2 separate regions of the Homo sapiens genome follow, and region 2 is linked to region 1. The links are chromatin contacts, found by Hi-C or POLR2A ChIA-PET in ENCODE. All regions are on one chromosome and are shown on one strand. Each heading gives the region's core, a stretch centred on a gene start or an enhancer-like site at or near the end of the contact. The rest is flanking DNA. Distances are from core to core; before and after follow the strand shown. Region 1 has its middle 170 kb from the start of TANK-AS1. Region 2 overlaps TANK-AS1 (TANK antisense RNA 1).

Region 1 (4,461 bases), core at 245-2,744:
AGGTTGCAGTGAGCTATGATTATGCCACTGCGCTCCAGCCTAGGTGACAAAGCAAGACCCTGTCTCTAATAAAAATAATAAAAATTTTAAAAAGTTAAAAAATAATGATAGAGTATAGTATATCAAATACATAAACCAATGATATAGTTGTATCAAGTATCATGTTTGTATAATTATATGTGCACTTTTATATGACTGGCGGCAAAGTAGGTTTGTTTACACCAGCACCACCACAAATACGTGAATAGTGCATTGTGCTATGAAGTTATGATGGCTACAATGCCACTAGATGATAGGAATTTTTCAGCTCCATTGTAATTGTATGAGACCATCTTTGTATTAAATATATGTGATCCGTCGTTGACTGAAACGTCACTATGCAGCATATGACTGTATTTTGAAAACAGAGATATATTGAGTTATCGCAGAAAACTTTAATAACACTGAAATGTATAGAAAATAGGCTGGGGATTAAATTACACTATTATTTTACATCCTCTGCAACGGAGGATGTTTCTCCTTTGTGTCAAGAAACCTCTGCGGTATTTGCAGCAGTAAATTTGTAGGTTGACTGTGTAGCTGAAAATTGTCACTAGGGGGCAGCCTATCACTGAAATGTGGATGATACTTCCTGCGTCATCTGATTTCAATGAGAAACTGGCCCAGGGAGTCACACGTTCTCGGCACAGCTTCTAAAGGAAAATTGATGCATCTATAAAATGTTGAATCAGCACAGTCACTCGGTGGTGAGTAAAGGAAGGAAAAAGTCTTGCATAATATTAAAAGCCCAGCATAAATCAATGGTTAGACATACAAATGTTGTGTGCTTTGATCACAAAACCTTTATGTGTGTGTGCTGAGCAGGAGAATATGGGCTACTGTCTTTTAAAACAGAGTCATAGTTTAACTTTTGTTATACACACACACACATACACACACACACTCTCTCTCTCTGTCTTGCTCACTCTCTTTCTCTTTCTCGCTCGCTCGCTCTCTCTCTTTCTCTCTGAATTAAAAGCCACCGTGCAGGTAAACATTTTACAATTGGGAAGGAAATTGAAACAAGTAGAAATTGATTAATTCCTTTAGCTCTTAAACCCTAGGTTTAAGCTGAGCGGAACGATGTGGTCTGGCAATTCCTCCCCTGCTTGGTGACTTTTGCTTGACCCTATATTTTCATCTATTGTTTTTCCTCTTTGCTACTCTTTCTCTTGCATTTTATATTCCTCAAGTGATCTCACCTAACAAAATCAACAGCCCCAGCTCTGAGGAGAGTCGTCGCTGTGTTTTCTTAACCGGGCTCTGAATGGTCTCAGAACATTACACAGAGGCAATATTTGAAATGTGATCCTGCCCAGTTCTCCTTTGAGCAGCAGAGCTGTCGGGTGCTATCGTATCTATGATCATTAAAGGCCTCTGAGAGCCCTAACGTCCCTGAGCGACTGGTGTGACCTTGTGTAGTCTGGGAACTGGAACAGAGCTAAGGTTGGCCTGACACACTGTCACCCAGGGCATGTGTGCAGCATAAGGTGGCCATGGAGATGCATGTAGAAACTTAGGAGCCATGCCCAAAAGCCCTTGATGCAAATGGAGCTTCAAAATGAAGAAAGATATAACTAATGCTAAATGACGAGTTAATGGGTGCAGCACACCAGCATGGCACATGTATACATGTGTAACTAACCTGCACATTGTACGCATGTACCCTAAAACTTAAAGTATAATAATAAAAAAATGAAGAAAGAAATCTATTAGACTGGAGGTAGGAATCCCCAGAAACTTAGGCCTACAGAATTAGCAGTCCAGTAAGGTAGAGGCTAGAACTTGCGGCAGTAGTAGGCATGGCTGGGTGTGGACTCTCTAACCAGACTAGGGTTTGAATCCTAGCTCTGTCTCCTGCTACCTGGATGACATTGGATAAGTTACTTAACGTCTCTGTGCTTTAGGTTTCTCCTCTGTAAAATGAGTGCTTGAAATACTGCCTGGCACATAATGCATTCAATGAAGGTTAGCTGTTATTATTAATGATACAGAGATGAGAGAAGGAAACTTAATGGAAATCTTAGTTTCCTCATCTGTGAAATGGGAGTAATAGTAGAATCCACTTTATAGATTATAGAAATATGGGAAGAATTATAGAGGTATCATAAGAATTATGGAGATGTTGGCCAGGCACAGTGGCTCATGCCTGTAATCCCAGCACTTTGGGAGGCCAAGGCGGGTGGATCACCTGAGGTCAGGAGTTCAAGACAAGCCTATAGAGAAACCCCATCTCTACTAAAAATACAAAAATTTGCTGGGCGTGGTGGTGCGCACCTGTAATCCCAGCTACTCGGGAGGCTGAGGCAGGAGAATCACTTGAACCCGGGAGGCAGATGTTGCAGTGAGCTGAGATTGCGCCATTACACTCCAGCCTGGGTGACAAGAGTGAAACTCCATCTAAAAAAAAAAAAAGAAAAGAATTATAGAGATGTTAATAAGAATTACTTGAGCTGTTATATAGGAAGTACTTGGACTAGTACCTGCCTATGGTAAGTGCTCAGTAAATGTTAACTATTATTGTTATTGTTATTAGAAACCTGAATGGAGATAATGCTACTTTCCACTGTAAAGGACTAAAAAGAGTTGTGAGGAATGAATGTTTTCAGTGCCTCATAAACACCCAGGATGCTCCATAAATGTCTATTTGTTTAATTACTTAGCTTGAGAATTCTGTTGCTGAGGTTGCTTAGTATCCATGAAACCTAATTTCAGCAACGGGAGCCTAGAGTTTAATAGCATTAGTCCCACAAAGCAGTGGGTCAACTGTTCTATGTCCTGAAACCTCTTGGATAATCTGAAGATATCTATGGATTCTTACCCCAGAGAAAACATACACCTGTTCACCATTTTGCATACACATTCAGGAGTCTTTAAGCACATCTTGAAGCCCATCCAGGGATTCTGTAGAAATCCATGGGTCCAGAGCTCAGAATTAAGAATTTCTATAATAGAAGAATGTAACTAAAAGAATTTTTTTTTTTTTTCTGAGGCAAGGTCTTACTCTGTCACCCAAGCTGGAGGGTGGTGGCATGATCTTGGCTTACTGCAACCTCTGCCTTCTGGGCTCAAGTGATCCTCCCACCTCAGCCTCCAGAGTAGCTGGGACTACAGGTGCACACCACCACATCTGGTTATTTTTGTGCTTTTATTTATAGTACAGACAGGATTTCACCATGTTGGCCAGGTTTGTCTTGAACTCCTGGCGTCAAGTGATCTGCCTACCTTGGCCTCCCAAAGTGGTGGGATTACAGGCGTGAGCCACTGCACCTGGCTGAAGGGATGATTCTTTACAGATTTTGTTATCAAGAATAGGGTTAGGAGGATGCCCCAAAGTCAGCAAAGCCCTTAAACCAGTGGTTCTCAAACTACTGGTGGTGGAAATTCAATAATAACCTGAGATACTCATTAAAATTAAGATCCTTGGGCTGTTTCACCAGATATTTTAGGTCAGTAGGTCTTCAGAATGTCATAGCCCAGAAAATCAAATTTTAGCATGCATCCTATTAATTTTTATGTAGGAGGCCCTTGAAGCACGCTTTGAAAACTGTTACCTTAGCTTTGGAAAAACTTAAATCAGGTCTTATAGCCATTGGGTTCTTAGTAACATAGAATTACAAAAGAAAAATTGACAGAAGTCACGTCCCTCTTAAAGCTCAGTATACCATTCATCTAAACAAAGTACCCAACAAACATGAAGAAGAGGAGTAAAACTGCAGCTCTCTGGAAGGGCCTGGTAGGACTGGGGAATAATTTTCTCAATGATAATTTTTCCTGAGAGACATAAGTTATACTACCAAAAAATTAGATGACAGGAGGCATTTTGATCTCAATCTCAATCATATTACAAACATAGTTGTCTACCTTCACTCCAAAGGAGTCAACATGTACTGTGTTATTTCGTATTTGGGGGCATGTACTCATTTATTCCCCCAGCCCCTATCAGCTAGTTATGATTGCTTTTCTCAGCCAGATGGCAAACTTGAGGGCAGGAACTATATTTGGTTATTTATTTCTATTCTTGGTGTAGGGCTTAGTAGATGTTGTTTCATGGACTCAATAAGTATTTAATTAACTTAAAATATAGGATGGAGAAAGGCAATAATATGAACCCTGTGGTTGTAAATCAACATGCTTCTAGCCTCGGCAATGTTGAAGGGCTTTTTGGTAAAGCGAACAACTTGAACTCATTTTGATTACATCCTTTATCAGAGATTTCCTCTCCCAGACACACAATGTGGAGGATGAAATAAACCACTTGAGGCTTCATTCTCATTTGGCCATTCTACATAGTGTTGGGAAACATTCTCCTTACACGGACATGGCTTTTGTGGGCTCACTTTCTCTGGAGTTCTCCTGACTTCTTAAATGTTCCCAAGGTCAGGGTGGTGCTGCTGCTTTCCCTCTTGTTACACAAATGAC
Region 2 (4,493 bases), core at 1,637-4,136, 110 kb before region 1:
AAAGCTCTCTGCTTCAGTTTTCTCTACCTAGTTCATGAAAAGTAAAGTTTCGCTTCACAAGTAAAGCCTGGAATTTGCAAATCAAAATAACTTGTTTAGACTATTGTCCTACTAACTCAAAAGGTGATTAATTCCCTAGTTTAGGATTTATTATATAGAGAGATTCTCCCAAAGCAGTATATGAATCCACTCAATCCTGCTCTCCACTCCAACCCCACTTAACTTCCATTTTTCTTGCTGCAGTTCTAGTTTAAGCCCTGATCATTTTTCATGTGAACTCTCTCAATAGGCTTCTGTTTTGTTTCCCCATGTCTGATCTTGATCCTTTCAAGCTATCTTGTTCCTTATTGCTAGAGTGCTGCTATTTACAAAATATGATTTTGATAGTTACTCAACGCTTAAAACTTTTCAATGGCTCCTGTGGCCTACAATAAAAAGTCCAGATTTCTTAGTGCAGTGTATAAGGCTAATTATCATATGAGTTTTGACTACTAGCTTGTGTCTCTACCATACTCTGAATACCTTTTTTTCCTCATAGTACTTAAGCCTTCTTCCTCCTCTCATAGTCAGCCTCTTGAGGGAAGGGCTCTGTAACATCTTCGCATCCTTTTATCTCACATAGTTTCCGACACAAGATAGGTACATGATAAATATTTGCTAAATTAATAAAGGTAAATAATTATGCCTAATTGTTCATTTTATTATTTTGAACTTTATTATATTGGCTTTTCCTTAAGCTGGAATATATATGTATATAATTAAATTAGGTTTTCCTGAAGCCACATATATATGGCTTTAGAAAGTATATAGGATAATATAGGATATGTATGTGTATCTATATATGGACACACATTAATATCCTATCATATTATCCTATATATTTTTATCCTATATTATTTTATATATTATATTATCCTATATATTTTCTAAGGCCATATATATATGTGACTTTAGGAAAAGCAAATTTATTATATACATATATATTTCAGCTTACGCATATATATGTCCTATTAAGACATATAAGTACAGGGATACATAATATTTTGGGTCAAATTCCATCATCCTTAAAATCTACATTGATAAACTAATAAAATTTAGAGACTGAAAAGAAATGAAATTATGCGATTCATGCCCCAAAAAGATTTACAATCTGCTAATGATGTCATAGCAGAGTTTTAATAAAATGTCCTAAATAAGCAAGGAATTACGCAGGAAGAGGGAGTCATTCCACTTTTAATTTTATCCTTCTATATTTTAATGGAAAAGGCACTGTTGTTTTCACTGTCCATTTCTTCTTGTTTCAGACTCATGGTTCAGGGGTTTACTTATTTAAGGCATGAAGATCTTCCTGATATTTAAGAGATATTCTTCCTCATTTTACCATGATTTAACTTTGCATGCTGAACCAAATATGGCAGAATCAAATAATGCATTTTGCACTATGTTTTCAAAGTTATTATTATTATTATTATTATTTTACTGAGTAGAATACCTATTTTGAACCTCTCGGTTCCATCCCCTATCATGATTGACTGTCAGGAAGCACCGTGGGGGCTGATGTTCAGAAAGCCCTTTCAGCTACATTTCATATGTTCCTTCTCAAAATATTCCTGTGCCTCAGTGTTCCTTAGCCAATATTTATGTGGCAGGGAAATGTGTCTTATCTCTTTTGTGTAGATGATTAAAGTGCTGCACAACCATAAGGTGGTTTCATTCTGCTGTTTTCTACCCTACACCTGTGACTTTGATAGGGAGCTGTTGATGGGCCTGGGAATAGCTTGCAGATGTGTATGTACCAGCAGTATGTTAGGATTCAGTCTGAAAACTAGCAAGTCTGCAGCCTTGGCATCCAGGGCTAGATGTTTCTCACATTTTTCTTTCCTACATTTCTTCCTGTTCAGCCCCTGGTTTTCCAGAATCGTGGTTAGGTTTATATTGGTTAAGGTTTCTGTTTGTTTGTTTCTTAAAGCTTCCTCTTGTAGTTTAAAATCCTGAAGATCCTCAGAGCTTGAGCCTTGACCTTAGGTTTGGAGAATGTGGGGTCTGTGCAGCTGTGATCCTACTTGAATAAGTTTGGGCAAGTCATGGGACAGGAGTCTCTGTTTCTTCATTTGTTATATGGGTTTATTATCACCTGACAAAAGGGTTTCTTTAAAGTTTCCATGAGATTATTTGTGAGCGAGTGCTTTGAAAGGTGTAAACTGTTGTACAATTTTGACCTGGTATAATAATGATTTTTTTTTGAGACAGAGTCTTGCTCTGTCGCCCAGGCTGGAGTGCAGTGGCATGATCTTGACTCACTTCAACCTCTGCCTCCCGGGTGCAAGTGATTCTTCTGCCTCAGCCTCCCGAGTAGCTGGGATTACAGGTGTGTGCCACCATGACCAGCTAATTTTTGTATTTTTAGTAGAGATGGGGTTTCAGCATCTTGGCCAGGCTGGTCTTGAACTCCTGACCTCATGATCCACCCGTCTCGGCCTCCCAAAGTGCTGGGATTACAGGCATGAGCCACTGCGCCCGGCCCGATAATGATGTATTTTTTAACCTATGGCTATTAAATTCCTGTGGGCAATTATGTGGGATGAATCTTTGCTATATTATAATAACCAGTGATTTCAGCTAATGCAGCCAAACATCTGGTCAAATCCACTGTAAAGCTATTTCAACTGAATTGGTTAATAGACCTGTATATAGAGAGAGTCCAAAATAGCCTCAAAATTTAACTTTGCTTTTAATAAAGAAGCTTCCTGTTTGTCTCATTAATGGCACCTGTCTGACTCACTTCTGAGCCAGATGTTATACTTCATCGTTTCATAATGTGTCATTTCTGCACACCGACTTTCTTTTCATAGTTTCTGAAGCAAAATCTATTTCATCCCATCACCAGGATATTGTTGGTGACAGCTGCAACACCCGAATAGGTAGCTTTAGCTTTCACATGGACATAGATATGGAAAATGTTCTCAGAATCGAGCCAGCAGGGAATGAAACATATGGCAGGCAGTGAAAGAAGTGAAGGCTCGTTTCTATAACAAACCCCTCTGAGTTTTGACAAGGCTCTCTGATATACTGTCAAACCACCCCAGGGCTGAGAGGCAGGTAACTCTTCTCTATCTCTAGTCTGAGCACTAAGACTTGCCTGAGGAAAGAACTTTCTTACATTGTTATCTAAAAACTGTGAGTTCTTCATGATTAGATATAATAAATAGTTTGTAACCCCTAGCTGCTCATCAGATTCACCTGCATAGATACTTAGAACTCTCCCCAACCCCCTCCCCCTGCATCCTTCAATATTTTAATTCAGTAGGTCAGGGATGGGGCTCAGGCATTTTTTTTTATTTTTTTATTTTATTATTATTTTTAGTTCTTCTGGTGTTTCTGACGTGCAAAAAGCTAGCCAGAAATGTATTAGAGAATCTAATTATCAAATGGACGGTTGTTCTAGAAGATGGACTTTAAAGACCTCTGCCAAAGCTGAGTGTGTAAAAGTAGATGAAGATAAATCTTCACTTGCAGGGGTCAAAGTCTGCAATGCATACAGGAACTAATAGGTAAGGTGAATGTGAAGTGTGAAGCGGCTTATACAATATAAGTAGTGATGGGGATTGTGGCAAACTGGAGAATGAAACTCTGTTGAAAGGCACGCCAGCTAACAAAATGTCACTGTGGACAGATTTGGCCTTTGTTCTCCTCTTTTACTTGAGTATAAAGTCTTCATGCCTGGAGTTTTCTTCAGTTTCTCCTGTGTGAAATACTCAGTGTTATTTTCCTTTTGAGATTTTAAAAATAATGTTAAAACATTAAATGTAAGAGGGGTATCTTGTAGACTGCTTTTCACAAAGGTAGAGGAGAGGAATATGATTAAAATGGATCCATTTCTATTTCTCATTTTATCCCCCAGCTTACCCCATCTGACTACATGGATAGCAAGTTTGAGTTGGATGAGGCTAAGCAGGGCATAGTGAACCTGACATTCAGTTTTTCTCAATTTCTTCTGCTCCTGGATTCACTCCTAATCCTGTAGGACAGTGGTAAGAAAGACATCAATAAAATAAGAGAACTATAAATGAATAGGAAGCACTTCAAGAAGATTTGAAGAACTATTTTAAAGTTAGAAGTATTTTAGGGGCATCTGCTGAAAATGTTGCCTAACTGTGATATTTCTTTTTTTCACTCTGGGGCAATGAAATTTTATGAGTCACTAAATACATATTTTGACATCTGGCTTCACTGCTTTTTTTTTTTTTTTCTGGAATGCTGTAAATTCTCATCATGAGAGTTTACTTCTTGTCAGTCTTTTGATACTATACTCTCAATCATTTTCTGGGTGATTTACAGATGGTGGTACCTAATTGCCTTAGGCCTTAGTTTCCTGTTAATTCCCTAGGCTATGGTAAGGCATAAGGCAAGGAATGAAAATGTTAAACTTTATGTGAAGGCAGGCTTAAATTTTGACCTTCCCTAACTATGCAACTTTTATCTTTGTGCTTGTT

Evidence for each region. A loop is a pair of places that touch in the nucleus more often than their neighbours do. ChIA-PET counts read pairs that join two places held with the same protein, here RNA polymerase II (POLR2A). Pooled maps may share reads with other maps.
Region 2: a pooled map shows a loop between it and region 1 (2.4-fold over the local background). The contact joins two enhancer-like sites. A Hi-C loop is called at or near these places in 1 of 50 pooled maps. POLR2A ChIA-PET finds 5 or more read pairs at or near these places in 3 of 52 experiments (GM10248, MCF 10A and OCI-LY7).

What each region holds. Positions count from the first base shown.
Region 1 is chr2:160,990,729-160,995,189 of GRCh38, reverse strand. No RefSeq gene overlaps it. Among named protein-coding and RNA genes, the nearest start is that of TANK-AS1, 170 kb to the left of the region's middle. Within about 2 kb of position 1,494, at least 7 of the 41 ENCODE cell types and tissues checked have a DNase peak (open chromatin) inside an H3K27ac peak, as active enhancers do.
Region 2 is chr2:161,102,709-161,107,201 of GRCh38, reverse strand. The region is part of intron 2 of TANK-AS1 (TANK antisense RNA 1); the gene reads left to right. Among named protein-coding and RNA genes, the nearest start is that of TANK-AS1, 55 kb to the left of the region's middle. RefSeq lists a silencer at 2,668-2,737. Within about 2 kb of position 2,886, at least 2 of the 41 ENCODE cell types and tissues checked have a DNase peak (open chromatin) inside an H3K27ac peak, as active enhancers do.